Regions from separate parts of the Homo sapiens genome. Here regions 2 and 3 are each linked to region 1. The links are chromatin loops, found by intact Hi-C in ENCODE. Cell type or tissue: IMR-90. All regions are shown on one strand.

The links. Hi-C counts contacts between places; a loop is a spot of excess contacts. Peaks named below come from ENCODE experiments on the same cell type or tissue, not always from the same donor. Only the 100,000 strongest peaks of a DNase experiment are listed, where the experiment ranks them.
Region 2: a loop joins it to region 1, with 3 times the contacts of the local background. A loop is called at or near these places in 30 of 110 quality-filtered maps.
Region 3: a loop joins it to region 1, with 7 times the contacts of the local background. A loop is called at or near these places in 23 of 110 quality-filtered maps.

Annotation. Positions count from the first base shown.
Region 1 is chr6:55,882,065-55,890,064 of GRCh38, forward strand. No RefSeq gene overlaps it. Among named protein-coding and RNA genes, the nearest start is that of BMP5, 10 kb to the left of the region's middle. In IMR-90, a CTCF peak has its summit at 4,322 (motif pointing left); a DNase peak (open chromatin) is centred at 777; H3K27ac peaks cover 509 bases.
Region 2 is chr6:55,613,137-55,621,136 of GRCh38, forward strand. It overlaps a transcript of HMGCLL1 not described here. Among named protein-coding and RNA genes, the nearest start is that of HMGCLL1, 38 kb to the left of the region's middle. In IMR-90, a CTCF peak has its summit at 4,333 (motif pointing right); no DNase peak of the experiment used is centred here.
Region 3 is chr6:55,273,304-55,281,303 of GRCh38, forward strand. It overlaps HCRTR2 (hypocretin receptor 2), which reads left to right. Exons shown (of 7, transcript NM_001384272.1): 5 at 4,077-4,297; 6 at 7,020-7,141. Among named protein-coding and RNA genes, the nearest start is that of GFRAL, 50 kb to the right of the region's middle. In IMR-90, a CTCF peak has its summit at 3,639 (motif pointing right); a DNase peak (open chromatin) is centred at 3,658.

The sequences.
Region 1 (8,000 bases):
CTTCTTACCATCCAATAATTTTATATTCTGGCATGAGATATTTTCTTTTAATAGTAGGCTCTAATCCAATATGCAATCTCACTTAATACTGTGTCTTCTAAAAAGCCTTCTAAGATTTGTGTTTTCCTCCAACCACTTCTAGGGAAATAAAGTTAAGCAAAATTGTCTACAATTTCTACAATAATCCAGAAACTCCACATATGTAAATATACTACATACTACATATATATTTTAAGCATGCTTCTTAAATCAGTGATAAAGGCACATTAGAAAAAGATCAATCTAATAACATCCCTTACACAGAGTCAGACAAGTGTCAACACTCACAACTAGTCAAGCTTTTCAAGAGCTCTCTAGATGCCCAAAGTTATTTCCATGGAAATCTAGAGCAGTTCAAATATTCTCAGCTTAGTCTATAAATCTAAATATACAGATTTCAATGGGTGCTTGCCTCTGCAATTGTAAGCCCAAGAACAGGCTAGCATGATCTTCCTACCAAATTGAAATATAAATCACCCATATATGATAGAATCAGAATCTCTTAGATGGATAAAATCAATAACTACAGGGCATAAGCTTAAAACTCATTACTCTATGATATGAATACTATATCTTTGCAACTATCCAAATGTCATTTGGATGCTTGAAACTTTTTAGTAGAAAGTTTCTATTCCTTATCACTTATCATGTAATCAAAGAATGTTGTAAAAATTCTTCAGTTCTCATTGCTCATGGTTTTTCCACTTCCATGACTAATGCCAGGGATATTTAAGAAGCATGGTGCTTGCCAAGGAAAGTGCATAGGGCTTGAAGCCAGGAAACAAGATTTATATCTTGTTTTTGCCACTTACTGTCTGAATGACCTTGGAAAAGTCACAGTGGAATCACACAACTACAGAGTAACAGCAAAGAGTCACTTTTCTGAATCTAAGTTTCTTCATCTGTGAAATGGAGAAAAAAAGAGTCCCTTATCATGAGGCTGTTGAGCCCATTAAATGAGAACATGTATGAGAAAATGCTTCATAAAAGTCAACATGTTTCATAACTTATTATCATGGGCACTTCGCCCAGTAAAATTGAGATTCTTGTGAGCTTTTCCATTGGTTACTTCACACTGACAACCTGGGATTCAATGTTTGTATTTCTGTTTCATCACTTGAAGAAGAGAAAAAGACTTAAGAATTACTATGAAAAGATCATTTCACCAAATAAAATTGTTATGTCTACAGATAGACAAAGTTAGACAAAGCCAGGGATTTCATGCTGTTATCTTTCTGTACAATCTCCTAATATCCTGGAGGACATACAGCATTTCTCTCCTTGGTGATATTTCCTCATTGTTTTAACAGCACATCTCAAATCTGTTCTCATGGTATCCTACTGCAGTAGCAATAGAGAAAAATAGGCTTGATTCACTAACTGCTCTTCCACTGCACAAGGAAATAAAATTAAAATGCACATCTACCCTGAGGTTTTTCATTAGTGTTAAGGGAGGCTGTCAACTTCTGAATATGATGAGTGAAAAGAGAAAAAGTTAGCTTGTTCACCCTTGAAGCAAGCAATACACAACCAACTAACAGCTTGGTAAAAGAATCATCTAAAGCATATAGATAATTGCCTACAAGGATGTGGTATTTGACAGTGGAGACGTTTACTTTACATAATTGGGAGCATTGGGTTTTGAATTAGAACTGATTCAAGCACTGGTTTTGCTACTGTCTGCTTTGTTACATGTGAAATGTCACTTAACACATCTGCCTCGGTTTCTTTACCTTAAAAAAGGGATATTAATAAGAAATATTTCAGAAGATTTTTATAATCATTAAAGGATGCAGTATGTGAATATTCTTTCATAAATGTAATCACTATCTTAGCATTTGTCACATTATTCAGATCACTGTGGAGAAGTGTATAATTTTCATACCTTTACAAAGAGATCGCCCAAAACATTTAGCATGCTACTGCACATTTAGATTTTTAAAAATATGGTAGTGAAGGGGAGGTGTAGTATATAGCATTTTCCAAAAAAATTTTACTATGGAATCACAGTATCTAAGGAGCTAAGAAGGTGATTATCCAAGGAGCTGATTGCCATCATGCAAAACATATCCTAAGACTGATTTTCAACCAGAACATCTGGAAAAGAGTACGTCTGTCTTGTTATAAATGGAGAAGCAAAATAACACAACAATTGAAAGCCTCTGCTCAGGAACTAGACTAAATTTGTATCTCACTCCACCATTTCATAATTGTATAAGCACTATCTGCCTCAGTTTCCTGATCTGTAAAATGGAGATAATGGCAGGTGCTATCACTTAGGGTTTTATGAAGATTAAATAAGTTAATAAACATAAAAAGACTTGGCATGGGTCCTGACACAAAATAAATAATAAGTGTCAAGTGTTATAATATTTTACTACTTCTTGAAGGATGGAAATTTCTTCTTATGCATTATTGTTGCCTCAGTGTTATAGGAACAGTGTTTGATATATAGATGTCCAATAGAATGAATATTCATAGAGTGAAATTTATAAATTTGCTTAAAAATATTTACAAACCATCTATAAGCAATGACAACTATTAAATTAACATTATAATTATTCATATATTTTATTACTTTACTAATATTGTATCAAAGTCTAAGAAATGTATGTCACAATTGTGACTGGTCCATATAAACTTTTACACAGTTTATATGACAACACAGCTTAAAAAAATGCATTCTCCAGTTTAATACATAGCAGTCAAAATGCTTATCTACTAAAGGATATTTTCTTATGCCAATATGACCTATAACAACACTAAATTCCTTGAGAAACACACATAGAAGTAAGCAAACATAGTATGAATCCAAGGTATAAAAATCAGTTCACGGTTTTTGCTCTCTCTCTTCCCAAGTCTCACTGACCAGCCGTAGACAATTTGACTGTCATTTCCGCTCTTTCAATTGAGAAGCAAGTGAGTAGAAGAAAGATAAAATTATAACTAGTGTAACCTATTCTGTCCTAGAAGTCTTTCTTAAGTTAGCTGGTTAAGGAGTCTTACATGAATAAATAAGTCATTTAAAAAGACTTTGTCACTAACATTGATAAGTGAAAAATAAATGCATTTTATTCATTTTGATAAAATCAATTATAAAAACTTATTTGGGCTTACCAAATAAAAATAGCTATCATTCAAATATGTAAAGGCTTTGTTTAAAACTTGTTTCAAATTTGCTATGAGTGGTTCATTAATTTATATTTAGTATTATTTGCCAAATATACCCAATTCATAACTTTTATATACATATTTAAAGATAAAATTCTCAAGTTCAAAAATGTAATTATAATAAATGGTAGAATTTACTTTTTCCACGTTTATGAGAGTAAAAATGAAAGTCTTTTGGTGTTCAGACCAAACTCAAAAAAAATCCCTAAACTTCTGTTTTAGAATTTTGATGCCAAGCCTTTGCTAAGGAAGTAACAATCCACAGCACTGTTGCAAACCTCTAAAGAAATTAGTTTTTATACAAACACTGACAGGCTCTGACCATCAGTGGCATTAGAAGGCGCCACCATAATTGCAGTCTCCTTAAGACATAACTTATTTCAGGCTAAGTAGGAGAGCCAATATTTTGTATTTTAATTAAGAAACCTGGATTTTGTTTGTAATAATTGACTGTTAAGTCAATTATTGCCAGGACATACTTGTAAAAGAGAATTTGTGCCTCCAATAAGCTTTCATTTAAGATTTTCTGGAACAGATTTGGAATTTGGGATTGAAATCTGTTTCAATTATTTATGTTAGCTGCTTTCATTGTAATACTAATAGCTGAAGATTGTATTTGTATGTATTTTCAATAGATGAAAATATTCATAAATGTTTATTATTTTCTTCTTGAAGAAAATGTTGAAAGATAATGATGAAATTATATTGTCTGTTACGAACTCTCAATCCAAACTATTCCCCTTATTAACTAGTTAGACATGAAGATAAATCACTGTTTTCATAGTGTTACAAAATAAATTAATTAATATTAAAGACAGAGTAGAACACCAAAGAGACAATCTAGTAACAAAGTATTTTAGATGTAAAACACCCATATGATGATGTTGAAAATGTCTAATTTTTGGCTGTTCAGATCAAACTATTCTATACAGTAATGCTTTAATGTTCTTATACTCAAAAAATGCTACTCAATTATAATTATTTTAAGTACATGTGATAGTAGTATTTATTAATTTAATAAAAGTCAATTGTTTTAAAAGTTAATTAGAATACATCTGAAAATTTTACCTCTGGAGAATGAGTTTCCAAAGGAAACTAGATGGAACACTGCCACCTCTTGGTTATATAAATTGTAAAGTTGCAGAAATTTACTGTAACCTTTTTGAATGGAAATGTTTAGACACACTTTAAGCTTTTAGAAATAATAATCCTATCTCTATTGCTATGAAAATATACATCTTTAAATTTTTGCTTTTCAGTTACAGTTCTTTAAGTATTTCACTTACCATTTTACTAAGTTTGTCCAAAAACTCTTGAACTTTAGAACCTGGAAACAATTCTTCATGTTTATTTTGTAAAGAATGGCAAGTAATGACCTTGTAATGAAAAACACAAAGGGACTTTTATATCCTGGGTCTCTGTTATGAACATTTCTATTACTTCTTTTATACCAAACCACACCACTAACCTAGAGAACAGTATTTTGCAACGACACACTCAAATATGCCGAAACACTAATTACATTTCTTTCGGCTAGAAGGATTTATACCTTCTCACCCCATAAGTATTTTATGTACACAGTTTTAAATTATAGGGTAAAAAATTATACAGTAAGTACCTAGGCACATCTAGAGACTAATTTCGTGGGTGAAAAGAAATGAAAGGCTCTACATAGACATAGATTTCACGTAGGACAGGATCTGAAATTATGAGGTTGTCTCTACATGGGGTCAATGTAAAATAAAGGAAATCAAGGATGGGAAGGAAGATATACATTGATAAATAAAGTAAATAAAGGAATTGGTTCAACAACAAATTTCAAAAGTAAATAAAGGAATTGGTTCAATAACAAATTCTATTATTATTTTTCAGTACAGTTCTTACAACCTGACTGTAGTAAAAAAGCACATCTCTTGCTACATAAGTAAACAGTAAATCACATGTAATCAAAATAATGAAGTGAAATATACAGATGAGCTTAAAGGAAAATAAGAGAAATTCCTAGGCACCAACAACAAAGAAGAAATGTAAAACCAGATAATTTACAAAATGACTCAATAGATGTTTAGGGGGTTATCAGGCTCAGGAAAAGCCGCATTTCTAGGGGATGCAGATTAACTGTCCATATAGAGACATGAATATTACCTTGGACTTACATGAAGATAGATGTTGAACTTGAGATCCTTATAGAGAGCTAGGAAAATAAAGGGGGGACCTCTGAGCAATTGAAGAGAGAGATAAAATAATAACCCCTAGTGAAGTAATATTTGATTTGGCCTAAGGATATAAGTGAAAAATAAATTAAAATTCTCCTTTAAAAATTAAAACAAGGCCAGGCATGGTGGCTCACAACTGTAATCCCAGCACTTTGGGAGGCCGAAGCAGGTGGATCACGAGGTCAGGAGTTCAAGACCAGCCTGGGCAAGACAGTGAAACCATCTCTACTAAACATACAAAAATTAGCCTAGCAGGGTGGCGGGCATCTGTAATCCCAGTTACTCAGGAGGCTGAGGCAGAGAATTGCTTGCACCCGGGAGGCAGAGGTTGCAGTGAGCCAAGATCGCGCCACTGCACTCCAGCCTGGGCAACAGAGCAAGATTCCGTCTCAAAAAATACAATACGATACGATACGATACGATACGATATGATACGATACGATACGATAAATAAATAAAATTAAATAGTTCATGGTACTCTGCTGTCCTTAAGGTTAGTGGTAGAATTCCCAAGTCTCAATATTAAAAACTTGTTTTAAACCAATTGAACAAACATAGCATAGATACATATTAATAGCTTCCCTTTAAGCACTAGAGTCCACAGAATTCTGCACAGGGAGAAAATACTTATTAAAGAAAAGTTTAAAATCAAAAACTACAAACCATATAAGGAAGCAATCTAAACTGAGCAGGAGCTGTCAAGTAAGACAGCAGGAAGTACTGCACATCCCCAAACTGGAGGGAATAAAACCATCCAAAGTAAACTTTTAAAACTATGTTTAAAATGGTAAAGCCACAACAAAAGAAATAGAAATCATAATTTTTTAAAGCAGGACATTGATAAAAGAACAGGAGGATTTGAAAATTAATAAAAATTTAATAGAAATAAAATTATGAACACCAATTTTTTAAAAAATCAATCAATAAATGGTCCGATTTCACACAGCTGAAGGGAAAAATTTAATGAAGATAGATCTGGGAAATGTATCCACATATATTACAAAAAAGATACAGAAAGAAATATAAAAAAGATAGTTGGATATCTATCTTTTCAATACATGGCAGGTTTCTCTTAAACAGTGTCTTTGTCTCAATATAATATTTACAAAGAGATTTCAATAACAACTACCCTAATAGTCACTACTATTAATACTCTCAAGTATTGCTTGAAACAATCATAGAAAAACTTTCCATGGTGCAGGTAGCCAAATAGTAAGAATGTCTTCAAAATTGTTAAAGAATATTCATATGTTCTTCAGTGTAAAAATGTGAATACCTCAAGAAAATGTTTTGGTTTAGGTCCTGATACAGATAATGGCAGCCTCTAAAATGGCCCCTGGTCCTCCTGCCCTAGTGTAATCCCCTCCCCTGAAGTGTGGGCTGAATTTATTGACTGCTCGTAATGAATAAAATACATAAGAAGTAATGGAACGTTACTTCTACTATTAGATTATAAAATGACTAACTTCCAACTTGCGTGTTCTCTCTTTCTCACTCTCAGGCTTTCTGTCTCTTGGATCACCAGCTGTCCTGTGGTGACGACTTTCAGAGGGCCTCTGAAGAGGCCCACATGGTGAGGAACTAAGGCCTACTAGCAACCACATGTGTGAGCTTCGAAGCAGATCTGAGGCCTGCCAAAAGCCATATGAATAAACGTGGAAGCAAATCCCTCTACCCACCCACCCCCATGAAACCATCAGAGGATACCACAGCTACATTCAATAACTTAACCACAGTCTCAAAAGAGACCTTAAGCCAGAGGTATCGATTTATGTTGTCACCAGATTCTTGATGCACAGAAAATGTAACATAATAAATGTTCATTGCTTTCACTTTCTATGTATAGGAATGTCTTAGTCTATTTTGCTGCTATAACAAAATACCTGAGATTGAATCATTTATAAAGAGCAGAAATTTATTTCTTATAGTTCTGGAAGCTGAGAAGTTCAAGATCAAGATGGCAGCAGTCTGTCTCTGGTGAGGGCCTTCTTGCTGATTACTTAATATGGCAGAAAGGACACATTATTTCCTCATGCAGCAGGAAAAAGAAGGGCAAAAAGGGTCTAACTTAGTTCTCTCCGGCCCTTTTGTAAGACACTGATCCGTTCATAAGATCATGACTTCTCCCAAGGCTACATCTCTTTATACCACCACAATGGAGATTAAGTTTTCAACATGAATTTTGGAGGCAATAGACACATTCAAACCACAGCAGGGAGTAATTTGTTATACAGCATTAGTAGTTTCTTTACCTAAAATATCCTTTAATTTAGAAAAATGACTAATATTAATATCTCAATATGTATAATGAAATGTTAAACAATATCACCTGATAATCCACTGTCCACAGAATATGAACCTGTCATAAATCAATCTTACAGATATTAACATTTTTATACTCATCAAAGAAAATAAATACAAAAACCTGTTTTATGATTTTATTTAACATGAGCTAAGAAACAAGTTACTTAGAAAAGATAACTTAATGAGCATGCCATTAATACACCCCTTGAGAAAATCTGATTTTAGGGATAAAGTATAATATAAGTCATATTAGTTTAGTACATCTATAAC
Region 2 (8,000 bases), 270 kb before region 1:
CATGAACAGACAGTTCTCAAAAGAAGACATTTATGCAGCCAATAGACATATGAAAAAAGGTCAACATCACTTATCATTAGAGAAATGCAAATTGAAACCACAATGAGATACCATCTCACACCAGTCAGAATGGTGATTATTACAAAGTCAAGAAACAACAGATGCTTGTGAGGCTGTGGAGAAATCGGAGCGTTTTTACATTGTTGGTAGGAATGTAAATTAGTTCAACCATTGTGGAAGACAGTGTGGCGATTCCTCAAGGATCTAGAACGAGAAATACCATATGACCCAGCAATCCCATTACTGGCTATATACCCAAAGGAATATAAATCATTCTATTATAAAGATACATGCACACGTATGTTTATTGCAGCACTATTCTCAATAGCAAAGACATGGAACCAACTCAAAGGCCCATCAATGATAGACTGGATAAAGAAAATGGAATATTATGCAGCCATAAAAAGGAATAAGATCATGTCCTTTGCAGGGACATGGATTTAGCTGGAAGATAACATTTTTCAGCAAACTAACAGAGGCACAGAAAACCAAACACTGCATTTTCTCACTCATAAGTGGGAACCAAACAATGACAACCCATGGATACAGGGAAGGTAACAACACACACCAGGGCCTGCCAGTGGGACAAGGGGAGGGAGAGTATTGGGTCAAATAGTTAATGCATGCAGGACTTAATACCAAGGTGATGTGTTGATAGATGTAGCAAACCACCATGGCATACCTTTACCTATGGAACAAACCTTCACATTCTACACATGTATCCCAGAACTTAAAGTAAAATAAAATTTTAAAAAAGAAAAAGCACTAATACTTCTGTTTTAATGAATAAAACTAATATTATATTCTGAACAATAGCAAGTATTGAAAAATATTGATATAATTTTAATGTCATTTTTTCTAAAATATCCACATTTCCTTCATATGATTTTTCTATTTGATTAGATATATGTAAATTCATGTGGAAATATGCAGATGTCTTATACAAATAAATTGCATTAAAAATGACCATAGGATGTGGACTGAATTCTGTCTCTCCAAGGATTCATATGTTGAAGCCTTAACCCTCCATGTAATGAAATGTGAAGATTAGATCTGTAGGAGATATTTAGTTCATGAGAGTGGAGCCCTAATGATGGTATTAGTGACCTAATAAGAAGAACTTAGAGACATCTTTCTTCTTCTCTCTGCCAGTTAAGGATATAATAAGAAGCACGGTCTGCAAATCAGGAAGAAGGCCCTCACCAAACACTGAATCTTCCAGCATCTTAATCTGAGATGTCCCAGCCTCCAGAACTATGAGAAATAAATGTCTATTGTTTAAGTCACTGAGTCTATGGTATTTAGTTATAGCGGCCCAAGCTAAGAACACCGAAATTATATATTTTCATAGTATGAATTAATTCTAATCACATGCACATAAATAATTTCTTCCGTTTATTAAAATTCTGCCAAAGTTACTTTTTCTTCATTAATTTAAGATGTCAAGATATCTGTAACACTTATATTTTTGTTCTGTTAGCCCATTTTGATCTATAGGAAGTTTAGGTTTTATTATTTTCAACTTTTATAGGTTACTTAGTGTATAACTTTCTAGCATTTAATCTTAAAGTTATAAAACTTCAAGAATTCTTACAATAAAAATCTGTCATTCGGTCTAAGCAACAGCAACAATATTCTGACATATGGTCACTTTTTCTATTAAATCTTATATGTAAGGCTGGGTGCAGAGCCTCATAGCACTTTGGGAGGCCAGGGAGGGAGGATTTTGAGGCCAAGAGTTTGAAAGCAGCGTGAGCAGTATAACAAGACCCCATCTCTTTAAAAAAAAGTTATATGAAATATATATTAGCTCTTGTCTCATGAATTAATTTATAAATAGAAATAGTAATTATAAACTGTATTTTGTTGCCATTTACCAAATACACATTTTATTTGGATTGGCATTTAGTGTAAACAGCATAGACTTTTTCTAACACCAGATTATACATAAATGAATGATAATTTTAGCATTGTTTATAAAAGTAAAAAGAAAAAGAAAAAAGAGGGAAGCATGTCTACTTCCACCACTCACTCCTATAAAAATTATGCTATGATTAAAAACCCAAAAATCATAGGAAAAAAAAGAAAGGAAATGATAGCAACAAAATGTTGAAATCTAGAAAGCGTACACATGAGGAATAACTGCCCCAGCAGAAAAGACAAAGGTGAATCTCAAGCTAGCAGTTGGGAAAATACTGCAGAAGATTTCAAGGCTCAAAGATTTGCAGGCACCTTGTGCCTCTATAAAATGTACTTGCAGGTGGAGTGTAAAGGGAAAGGCTTGAAAGAAGTTATTATATGAAGAGTTCCCAGCTCAATCACCTAATCCAATGTAATTAGGACGGTTGGTAAGACTTTTGTGAAATGTCTTTGGCTTACAACATATTAATTTAAATGTTTGATAAATAAAATATATAGCATTTGAAATTTGTACATCATGAAAAGATTTACCTATAGACTATTTCTGAATAATAGTATCTGGTAGGCCCTGCCTTAAAGCCACTTCATTGTTAACTACAGCTACAAACATCATAGGTGCATTTGTTTAAGGCTTTATCTGCTGTCTACATAATGAGACAACTTCCTCTCTACCAACTAACAGAAGACTGAAAGCTTATTCTTTGGGAAAGTTAAGCTAGAGGGTCTCTTGATTTATGTCAATAGGCAAAGATGAGTGTAGAGTACCAAAATGAATACAGAAAGTTTAATAGAAAGTTGGCATAATGACTGAAAAGACCCTGCCCTATCCCCCACTTGAAACAGTTGTAGCCACACTTACATTCCCTTAAAATTTTATTCCTGGGTAAAATTTCTTAAGAGAAAATATTTATATAATATGACATTTGAAAATACCCAGTAAAGCAACAGCCGGGAGCCATTCTGCAGTAGATTATAAAAATAGCCATATAGTCTTCTTCTCCTTGCATCTTGCAGTGTAACATTGAAGATCTTCCCATTAAGACTTGGGAACAATTTCCCCAGCCTTTGAATCTATGTTTGCTATGGGATTTGCTTTGGCCAAAGAACATTCACAAACATGATACAAAATTGATGCTTCATAAACCCTTGCCTACTGGGACTTGATCTCTTGATCTCTTGGAATCCTAAGGCCATCATGTAAACAAGTCCAATCTAACCTGCTGGACAAGGAGAGGAGAAAAACAAAGATTCATTAGCTAACAACCTGCCAACAACCACACTTAAGAACCTGTATCATCCAGCTACCAGCCAACATGACAGTTGATCACAGAAGCATGAGCTAATCCAGAGAGATCAGCTGGGCCAGTTCAGACTCCACCTGAACCATCATGAGCTGAATAAATGGATACTGTTTTAAGCTAGTCATTTTGAAGTTGAGTTGTGATACGGCAACAATGAACTGATAAACCAACTGACCAATCTACTGTAATGCCTACCATGTAATGAGATCGAATATTGAACATAAAATTTCCCACTGACCTTACAGAATCTAATTATTAACTAGAAAATTAAAGTCAAGTACAGTCTTAACTCATATATGAGAAAAACAATAATATGACTGAGAACAAAACAATTTAAAAAATTAAACAAACTAGAAGTAAAAAATATCAGTAAAGAAAGAAGAATAAAACATTATGAAACTTAGTTATGTCTTTAGAGAGGTGAGAGAGATTTTGCTATATAACAAAAAAATTAGATTATAAAAATGGAGACTTCAAGAACAAAAAAAGATCTATTGGAAATTTAAAATGTGACTGCATAAATGAAAAACTAGGTAGAAGTTTGGAAGATACAATTCAAAAAATCTGCCAGATAAAAATAATAAGACAAAGAGAAAAAAGGATAAGATTTTTAAAAATTTTTCTTTCCAACTTTTACTTTCACGGGTATGTGTGCAGGATGTGCATATTTGTTACACAGGTAAATGTGTGCCATGGTGGTTTGCTGCACAAATCATCCTGTCACAAAAAAAACCCTAAAGTTTCTTAATAGTTAAGGACTTAGACCACACTCATCTTGCACTCATGATGTCCTGTCTTGCTTGTTTTCTTGGCAAGTAGCCTGCACCTGGACATATCTTTGTGATGTTTGAGAATAACTTCTCATTAAGCCTGATTCTCCACACCCACCAGCTCATTTGGGAAGACAATATTTATAGTCTTGGAAACCGCATGCTAAAAGAGACATGGACAAAGTGAAGCATATGCACAGAAGAAGGAGTTAGACTGTGAAGAGGTTGGGAACCATGCTAAATGAAACCAACCTATAGACCACTTTGTCACTTGTACAGCAGGGGGCAGCAGTATTAATGGAGTTGCCAGCTCTGCTAGGTTGTGAGGAGAGGGCATACACTGAAGATATCATACTAAGCTTCATAATTGTGTTTTATTAAAAGTTAAGGTGGAAGCTTTTACAAAAATCAAATCTGAAATTCAGAAGTCTTATTAAACACCGTTGGTTGGCGAGAATGTAGAGCAACGACATTTTCATCCGCTGCTGGTGGAATTGTAAACTGGTACCACCACTTTGGAAAGTGAATTATCTGGTAAAGGTGATGATATATACCCTCTGTGCATCCTTGCAATTCCCCTTCTAGAGAGCTCCATGCCCTAGGGAAACAAATGCACATATGCCCAAGAATATATGTACAAGTAGGTCCACAGCAGGATGGCTCATAATTGTTCAATGTGTGAACCAACCCAAATATCCATCATAGGTAGAATGGATAAATAAATTATGCTATGTTCATACAATGGAACATTACACAGCAATAAAAAAACATAGTTATAAGGAACGTGGATTTTTATAACTATAATATACACATGAAGCAAGTTCGAAATAATGCATGTAGTATGATTGCATTTATATAAAGACCAAAATTTAGTCAAGTGAAATCATGATTTTTAGGAATGCATGCATAGGTGATGAAACTATAATATAGTGTAAAACAAGGAAGTAATTATAATAAAAATCAGGATAATGGGAAGGGAGGATGTTATAATTGGTAAGAGACATACTGGAAACGTCTGGGGTCTGGTAATGTTCTATTGCTTGACCTGGGAGATATTATGTGGGCATTTGTATTATAATTAGCTGTTAATTGTACATTTATATTTTATTTACTCTTCTGTATGTATGTTGTAGTTCACCAAAAAAAGTAAAAAAAAAAAGTGACCTTTTGAACAAATGGTGGCCTATAGAGCAAATCATTAATAAAATTATTCTCTAGTGGACTTCTAGTAAGAAAGAAAAAAGAGAAAATAAATTTTGAGAATGTATTTGGATATGAATAATAAACATGTCAGAGAGAACAAATAGAGAAGAAATTATCAAAAAAATAATTCAATGTATTTTTAGAAGTTAGGAACATGAATTTCCATATTACAGCACAACAGTTTTAAAAAGGCCAACACAGGTACTATGATTTGTAAACTTAGAATTCTAGAAACAAAGACAATATCTTAAGAGCTTACAGAGAGAAGAGGAAAAGAAAAGAAAGAGTCTATATGCAAAGTATCTGCAGTAAGTATGTTATAAGATTGTTAAAAGTAACTTTTTAGTTACATTATTAGCAATTTTGTTAACTAAGAGATTTTACTGAAATTTAAAAGCTAAAAATCATTGAAAGTTAAAAAGAACCAAAAGCTAAACACCTTAAACATTCTAAAAGGAAATGATTCTCAACTAAAATTTTACACCTAGTGAACTTAGTTATCAAGTGTGAGAGGAGACTAATGACATTTTCAGGCATGTGAGATTTTAAAGTGTTTACTGTTCATGCAACTTTTCTTAGGAAGTTACTAAAGGAGGTGTTTGCTCCAAACACAAGAAAAAACAAAAGGAGGAAAAACACGGATTTCAGGAAACAATGGACCCATCCCTGGATGGTAGAAATTGTCAGCAGGCCTCCAGAGCAAGCAGGCAAAACTGGGGTGGGAAGAGGGAGAGGTCAAAGATAGGGATCAAAAAGAAGATGAAGTTGGTAGGCTATCAGATGGATGAATTTGGAACATGTGCAGGGGCATGAAAAAGAACTTTCATGTTTGGTCTGTGCACTCATGTGTTACGAAGTTGAATACATGTGAAATTGTAGTGAAAAAAAATTATATAAAAAAATCAGGCTGTAAAAGCATTAAATTCACATTCCTCATAAAATGGCATCTAAATACGATTTTGTTTTTACCATAAACTGTTTCTGCAGAGTTAATAAGACTACTGATTCTAATGCCTTTTCGCATATTTCAAATTCATAATGAAATAACAATAGTGGCACATGGGAGGGGGGTTCTGTTGACTACTTATATTTAAAATTAGTCAATTATATTTATTTGGTTCTTCAACAAACCAAGAAGTTAATAAATACTTATTTTCCAAAAAAAATTAATTGTTATGGGTATGTGGTAGGTGTATATATTTATGGGGTATGTGAGATATTTTGATACAGGCGTACTATGTATAATAATCACATCAGGGAAAATAGGGTACTTATCCCAAGCATTTATCACTTCTTTCTATTATAAACATTCCAATTATACTCTTTAAGTCATTTTTAAATGAACTATAAATTATTGTTATCTCCAGTCACTCTGTTGTGCTATCAAATAGTAGATCTTACTCATTCTATTTAACTATATTTAGGTACACATTAACCATGCCCACACCGCCCCCGCTCCACTACCCATCCCAGCCTCCATTCTACTCTCTATCTCCATGAGTTCAATTGCCTAAATTTTTAGTTCCCACAAATATTAAGAACATGTGAGGTTTGTCTTTCTGTGCCTGGCTTATATCGCTTAACATAATGACTTCCATTTCCATCCATGTTGTTGTAAACAACGGGATCTTATTCTTTTTTCTGAGAGTACTCCATTGTGTATAAGTACCTCCTTTTTTTATTATCCATTCATTTGTTGATGGACACTTAGGTTGCTTCCAAATCTTGAGCATTGTGAATAGTGCTGCAGTAAACATAGGAGTACAGATATTCCCATGTTTGATACACTGATATTTTTTTCTCTTTTGGCAATATACCTATCAGTGGAATTGCTGGATCATATGGTGGTTCTACTTTTAGTTTTTTGAGGAACCTCCATACTCTTCTCCACAGTGGCTGTACTAATTTACATTCCCACCAACAGTGTACCAGGGTTCCCTTTTCTCCATATATTTGCCAGCATTTATTATTTCCTGTCTTTTGGATAGAAGCCATTTTAACTGGGATGAGATTATATTTCTTTGTAGCTTTCATTTTCATTTCTCTGATAATCAATAATGTTGAGCACTTCTTCGTATATGTTTACCTTTTATATCTTCTTTTGAGAAATGCCTATTTGAGCCTTTTGTACATTTTTACTTGGATTATTATGATTTTCTTTGCTTATAGAAGCATTTTAACTTAAAATATCCCATTTGTCCATTTTTATTTTGATTTCCTGTGCTTTTGGGGTGTTACACACACACACACACACAGACACACAGACACACACACACACACACAATTTGCCCAGACTAATGTACTGGAAAGTTTCTCCAATGTTTTCTTTTAGTAGTTTTATGATTTCAGGTCTCAGATTTAAATTTTTAATCCATTTTGATTTGATTTTTGTTTTGTTTTGATTTGATTTTTATATGTATAAAGAAGTCTAGTTTTATTCTTCTCCATATGGTTGTCCAGCTTTCCCAGCACCATTTATTGATGAAGCTGTCCTTTCTCCAATGTTTGTTCTTGATACCTTTGCTGAAAATGAATTCACTATAGATGTGTAAGTTTATCTCTGTGTTCCATGTGCTTTTCCATTGGTCTATAGGTCTGTTTTTATGCCACTACCATGCTGTTTTGGTTACTAGAACTCTGCAGTATAATTTGAACTCAGGTAATGTGATTCTTCCAGTTTTATTCTTTTTGCTCAGGATGGCTTTTGCTATTCTGGGTCTTCTGTGGTTCCATATAAATTTAAGAA
Region 3 (8,000 bases), 610 kb before region 1:
TTATGATGAAATGGGTAATAGGTTAAGGAATACCATAAGGGGAAAGGAGACTTGTCCTACAAGTTTCTTAGCACTTAGCAAATGGAGCAGGCATTTGCTATGCATTAAAAAATAAGCATCATCCAAACTCTCAGACTCATCCAGCCACAAACTTAACTTTTTGTTCCTCCTCCTCCCAGATAAAATTCTCGACTTATTTCCATTTGTCATCTTTTTCTCACTAACCGCCACCTCCACTGATGTCTCAGCCCACTTCAGTGTAGCTTCAGCTTTCATCATTACAGTGAAACAGCTTACATGAAAGTTACCAATGATTTCTAAAGAATATATATTTTTAAAGTTTATTTATTGATCTTTTGGCAGCATTAAGCAATGTTGTTTGTGGTTTCATTGCTCATATACTTTCTTCCTACTTTGATTTGAATACTTTTTGCTTTGAATACTTACCTTTCCTTCCCTGACCAGTAAATGCCACTTTGCTAGGTCTCTTCACAGCTCCATGCTTTTTTTCAGGTAGTCCCTTGCCCAGGTACTTTTTAAGTGAGGTGAGTATCAAATATATATACACATCAGACTAGTCCTCTGGGATACACACAATCACAAATACACTTAAACACTCAATGTACCTTTATTATAAATCTTGAAATGAGTTTTTATAAGTCTTGCAACCAAAGTTTAAAAAAGAATAAATTCTTTTTTTAAATTGCTTTGGCTATTCCAGGTCTTTTGCACTTTCATAAAAAATTAAAATTAGTACTTTCATTTCCAGAAAAAAGACTGTCGTGGTATTGAACGTGATTAATTGCATTAACTCTATAGATCAATTTGGGGAGAATTGCCATATTAACAATACTAAGCCTTTTAATGCATGTCCACAATGAATATATTTATTTAGGAGTTCTTTATTATCTCTCTGCAATGTTTCATCATTTTCAGTATATATATATATATATAATGAAATATATATACTTATACATATATTTTATGAAATATATATACTTATATATATATTTTATGAAATATATATACTTATATATATATTTTATGAAATGTATGCCTAAAACACATTCTTTTGATATTGAAACTTTTAAAATTTAATTTTCCATTTATTGCTAGTATGTAGAAGTATAATTGATTTTTTTGTTTATTGATTTAATGACCTGCTCCTTGCTAAATTCTTTTATAAGTTCTAGTGGGTTTTTGGTAGATTCTTTAGGATGATCTTTGTAAGCAATAATTTCTTCTCAATAGAACCAATCTGTAGGCATTTTATTTATTTTTCTTTTCTTCTTGTATTGGCTCAAAGTCCAGTACAATGTTGAGTACGAGTGGTGAGAGAAGACTTGATTTTTTGAGTGGTAAGCCAACACTGCATTGCTAGAATAAATCTGATTGAGCAAATGGTATTATCCTATTTATATATTGCAGGATTTAATTTGATAACATATTTTTAAAGAGATTTTTATCTCTATTCATGAAGGATATTTAGTTGTTAGCTGTCTTTTGTTGCCATATCTTTGATTACAAAGATAAATGTGACCTCATGAAATTTGTTGGAACATATTATATTTTCTGTACATTTCATTAAAAGTCTGAACAAGATTGGAATTATTTATTCTTTACTGTTTGATTGAATTCATTAATGGACCTATCTGGGCCTGGAGATTTTCTTGTAGCATAGTTTGTAAGTACAGAGTCAGTTTTGGTCATCTTTGTCTTTCAAGGGCTTTGTCCATTTCATGTAAGTTGGCAAATTCATTGTTTATTCATAATGTTTTTAATGTTTGTAGCATGTTTGCCTCTTCCTCATAACTTTATCCTGGTCACAAACATTTTTTAAGACAGAGTAGGTTTTAAGGTCCATCATGTACATGCTATTTCCAATTCATAACTGTGGTAATACATTTTTCAGGGTGTATTTTTGCATTAAATATGATTTATAAAGTTTATTCATAATAGTGAAATAAAAGTGGGGTGCATGTATTTTACTTAATCCTTCTCAGTGCCTGCTTGATTGAAACCTCTGAGATTTACAATAATGTACTTTTAGGGATGCATTAAGGATTACTAGTGCATAGTTCCTGGAGCTCAGTAATGTCAGTTATTCCTCTTAATTTTATACGGAGTTTCTCTGAATTCTCCATGTCTCTAGACAGCTTATCAATGGAGAAATTTATGTGTCCTCAAAATGAATGCAGGATTCAGCATCTTCTATCCTTATTTAGATCATTATCTAAAAAGGGCATCACTACATTTTTTTTTTCCCGATTTCAGGGACCATAGCTTTCTCTTTATGAAAACTGTATTTTTTTTTTTTTTTTGAGATGGAGTTTTGCTCTTGTTGCCCAGGCTGGAGTGTAATTGTGTGATCTCATCGGCTCATTGCAACATCCACCTCCTGGGTTCAAGCGATTCTCCTGCCTCAGCCTCCTGAGTAGCTGGGATTACAGGCATGTGCCACCACGCCCAGCTAATTTTGTATTTTTAGTAGAGGCGGGGTTTCTTCATGTTGGTCAGGCTGGTCATGAACTCCCAACCTCAGGTGACCGAAAACTGTTTCTAATGGCGGCAGAAGTCATCAGATGCAGAATGTAGATTCTCTCCTTCAGGGGAACAGTCAGTGATAGAATCACTAAAATTTAATTGATCTATCAGAGATCATTTAGAAGACAGTTCAAGATCATTTAGCAGACACATACAGGCTTTTCATGATAGGAGTCTCCTGGAACATTCCAGCATCCATTGCTCATTCTTTTCAGTTATTTTTTAAAATTGCTTTTTAAAATGAGAGTCACAGAAGAGAAAGTTCCTATCTCTCCCCAACCAGTGGGTTAAAAGATTGAGTTGAACCACTACTATGTAAAAAAGATTGTCTACATGACAAGACATACAGAGTGAGAAGAAAAATAATTTATCCGATATTTTCCATTCAAGGGCAGGTCTTTGTTAACATCATTTGCCTCTTCAAGAAAGAAAATGGTCAAAGGAAATGTCATATTAATTTATCTGTGTGGACATATAAGTAAAATTCTGTTCTCAAATTAAAGATTATCGAACAGACTTTGATCTGGTGGTGTAAAAAGCAACAAAATCTATCGAACATCTATTCTGAGAAACCACAAGGACACATTGGTCAGTACTGGTTTGCCGCACAGAGACAGAAAGTAAAAGCTGAATAATCTTAACAGAGCTAAGGTGGCCTTTTCTTGTGTTTGTTGGCACATTTTCCTCTTTAAAAAATTATGCATGCTGAATTTTATTGTTCTGTTCACTAAACCCTATCAATCTTCATGAGCTTACAATTAAGAGAATATTGTACTTGGAGGGATTCCCTGCTATTATCAAATAACTTTGAAAAGAAATGGAAAAGTACAAGTTGTGTAATTACTGTTACAAATTCCAGCTATTTGAAATATTAATGTAAGACCGCAAAAAATCCTCAATGGGTTTGTGTGCATTTTAAAGGGCTGGACCACAAAACTGATTTCAAACAATTTCATAACTACAAATAGTGAACAACAAAAAATACTTGATTTTTTAAAAATATCCTTTCATTCAAAGGTTTGCTTTGTCCGAACTCGAGAAGCAGAAAACCTGAAAAGCTACAGGTAGTTAAGTTCTATCTCTCTGGCAGCAGATGGCAGTATTGATGCGTGAAAAATCCATAACAGGTTGCTTGACGTTACTTGCTGGGTTTTCCTCTGCTTTAAACTTTGGTATCTGAGCTGAACAAAAATTCCTAATAAGATAATATGGCTGACATCCCTTTATCATTCTCCTTTCCCAAGCTTTGTTCTTTTTACAAGGAAATATCTTTTCCACTTGCAGCTTTCTTTAGACATTGACAAAATTTTGATGTTTTAACTTTTTTTTCCACACAAACTCCTATTTGGTATTCGTCTGAATTAACGCCAAGCACATACTAAGGTCAGCAAATGCTCTGGAGAAACAGGCGCTCAAACCTCCCACACCTCAGGCGTCTGGAAGCCTTTCCTTACTGTGTTTTCTAATTACTTCCCCAAAGTGGAACTTTCCTAAGTCAAATTGCAATAAGGGTCTGTCTCTTCTCCTTTCAGATCCCTGGAACATCATCTGTAGTTCAGAGAAAATGGAAGCCCCTGCAGCCTGTTTCACAGCCTCGAGGGCCAGGACAGCCAACGAAGTCCCGGATGAGCGCTGTGGCGGCTGAAATAAAGCAGATCCGAGCCAGAAGGAAAACAGCCCGGATGTTGATGATTGTGCTTTTGGTATTTGCAATTTGCTATCTACCAATTAGCATCCTCAATGTGCTAAAGAGGTAAAACTTATCTGTTATTTGAAAATGAAATAGCCTGCCTTTTCTTGATTCTTAATTAACTTTTTTTTTTTTTTTAACTAAGCCAGAGAAAAATCTAAACTTTCTGCTTAGATACCTTGTCAGGCCAGATGACTCAGTTATGTTGTTACCAGCAGGTAAGGCGAACAGCCTTTAAGAGTGCTCAGACATGTGCTTTTGTCATGCGTATTCTCAGTTGCATGGCAGACATAAAACAGATGTTTCTCCAATCTCTTCAAGCTAGTTGCTAAACCTTAGATGCAGACAAAGTTCTAATGCGTAACAACTCATTTACAGCTTGCAGTTCTTTCTTGATGAGAACAAACGGGTTTTTCAAAACTTCGTTTCCAAAAACATAGGCAATTGTGAGAGAATTATATCTTAAGGATAAAAAGAGATAAGAACCTTATGTTAGTATTCTAATTATACTTAAAAGTGCATTGGCGAGCACTTTTTAAAAAAAGCCATCAAGGCAGATATGTATGTCGAATGTCTAAACAGAAGAATTCATTTCCTGAAGTCACTGAATGAAGCTCAGGGCAGATAGTAATAAAAATCAATGAGGGAAAGTATGCTATTTGCTACAATGCAGGCACAACTATTAAGTTAAAAATTTTGACCCATGACATGAGCAGCAGATGCAGAGGCAGTGGTACACACTAAACTTCATGGCCAGCCAACTTTATTGGGAATTATCGAAACTGTTCCACATAGACTGGTCCCAAGGCAATACCAATTCTTGTTTACAACAGGCTTCGAACTTAAGCTAGAATTGCTCCTCTCACTTTGGCCTGATTCAGAATCAATATTATATTCCTCACAGCTGGGAACTCTGAAGAACAGCAGCTTTGGCTGGAGTCAGAAGAAGTGGTATAATCAGCCGCAAAGGGTTCTCATTCTCTTTGGCCCCTGTTTTTGATGGTTTAACGGCTTTTTCAATGGAGAAGAAATGGAGAACAAACTTCTGTTCAGTGATACTATTTACTACAGTCACAGCCTTAAAGATATATGATTTTTTTTGTGGCCTGGGTCCTTGAGACATATGCCAGCTCACAAGAAAATAGAAATTATTTTGCCCTCCATATCTTTTTGTGCTTTGCTTCTTATTAATTATTATTATTATTATTATTATTATTATTTTTGCTAACAGAAATTTAATACAAATTTATTATGGCCACCTGCTAGATACTCTCTTCTGCTTTTAAGAACTTTATAAACATGTTATGTTACTGGATGGGTTTTATTCTTTCTTTCTCTTTCTAATCTTTTTTCTCTTTTAGTCAGTCTAAATTCAATGAAAATTGGATTTACCTCTCTCTGGGTTACGTATTTGGATTTCCTGTATCTCAGAACTTGCTCTTTCCTTTTATTTCCAACTACTTTTTTTGTCAATAATATATGTCTTATTCTTCTGACTCAAATCCCTTCCTTTCCAAGGAAAACAAATAACTTTCAAAGGAGCAAGGCTGTGTTAAATTTAAGATATTTCAAGTTTTGGGGCATTCTACTCTTTTCCACAACATAAAAACTTTTGAAAAAAAGAACTTGAAAATTGTTTTTCTTGTTACCACACACATTTTTTTTCAAATGCTTATATTTATTTATCCTTGCATATGAAATTTGTTTTTTCTTTCTCCCACAAAAACCATTCCTAGCTTTTTCTCCTTAAAACTTAACTTTTTGCCGAATTAGTCAAAAGCAATTTCTTTACAACAGTTCAGGTTTGTCCAAGATTTCAAAGACATTTTGAGGTAAAGGGTCATAACATAGTACAAATTTCTTTTGTCCGTATTATTTCACTCTATATAGTATTTTTGTAAAACTCTAGTACTCTTTATACCAGAAATGGTATAAGGTACACCTTATACCAGAAATGCATTGTTGTCATGCCTTCTTGCTGTAACACACACACACACACACACACACACACACACACTGATACAGACAATCGAAGATGGAGACTTTAGCAGGAAATATATATGATTTTTGGCCTATAATCTTATTGAGTAGCTGTAAGTTATCTGTTATAGGTTAGTGATTAGAATTTATAGATGGAATATTTCTAAGTATGGAGAAAATTTTTTAATAGTCTTTAAGGATAGCATAACAAAACATTTTTTAAAGTTTAAAATAATACATGAAAAATTAACACTCATTAATTTTTAAAAATTACCAAAATTCTGCCCATCGAGAACTGTTTCTTCTCTGGGTATTAAGGAGTCCCAGAAGGCAAGTTTCAGATAGTCCAGGAAGATTGGAGTTGAAGGCATATGATACTTTGATCAATACATAAATGAAAGTAGGAAGAAGTACTTGAAGACTATCATTTAGGAGTGATTTTTAAATGATACACATAATAGAATATTAATACAACATTATTCAATTGTATTTAGAAAGAAAATGAAATAAAGAAGATATATATTCAACTTCCATATTCTTATTTACAAGAAATACTGCATCTGCTATTTGTGGGAGGGAGAGACCCTTCTCTGACCTGATTTGGCTTTTGATTTATTGATTGTGCTGTGGAGGTTCTGTTCAGGCACTGAAGTTATTCTAAACCAATTATGGGGTCAGAAACCAATCTGTGGTCAATTCCTGCAACTGAAGAGGACAGGAGTCAGACCATCCTCTACCAATAGCCTTGTTCACCTTTGAATTTAATTATTTAAAAGACACTTTTCTGTTGTTTCTTTTCCTGCAGAGTATTTGGGATGTTTGCCCATACTGAAGACAGAGAGACTGTGTATGCCTGGTTTACCTTTTCACACTGGCTTGTATATGCCAATAGTGCTGCGAATCCAATTATTTATAATTTTCTCAGTGGTGAGTTTTCAACTGTTCTTCCATAAGCCACAATTGTAACCAAGGATGAGGAATCAATGAACACTCTTCAACTATATGAGGAGTTTAGTTGCTATGTGAGTTGTATTTTTTCCCTGACCTGATTTATCTTGAGTTTCTTCTCTTTTGAGGCAAAGTATTTGTTACTGAACTCATCAGAGAAAATGAACTGATTTTTCCATGTCAAACGTATAAGAAATGTTATAATAGAAGAAAAGTAAACATTCTGAGAAATCAATAACACAAAATCTTACATGACATACTTTAAACTCATGATTTACAAAAATATAAAATACTTTGTTCTGTTTTGCCTTGCTATATTATTCCTTTGCCAAAATGTGTAGCCTAATTGAGACAGAATTGGGATCTATTCACTTTTAGATATTTTACTATATTTACGTTTCTCTTGTGAGTATCATCTCTTGGATTTATCTCAATATTTCCCACTGACTACCAAAAATAGTATTACTCCAAAATAACACATAAGTTAAATGATACACACATACATATATGTGTAACTTATACAATTTGTATCTGTTTATGGAATCAATATAATTATAAAAGTCATTTAAATCACTATTGTTTATTCACATTTTGCCCGACTGACTTTTAGAATTATGTTTTAATTAGCTACCTTTTTACATTGCCTTAATCTCCAACTCATTGGCGATTTCTTTGTTATTTCTATCTTCAAATATATGGTGATTTTATGTGGAAGAATAGAAATTCATTTTGTGGCATATTTAATAAAGCTTCTGCATCTTCCAACTTGATCTTTGGCCTTCTGGTTTGCATAGGTTTAAAAAAAAGGCAACAAATTAGATTGATGAGAAATAATTTT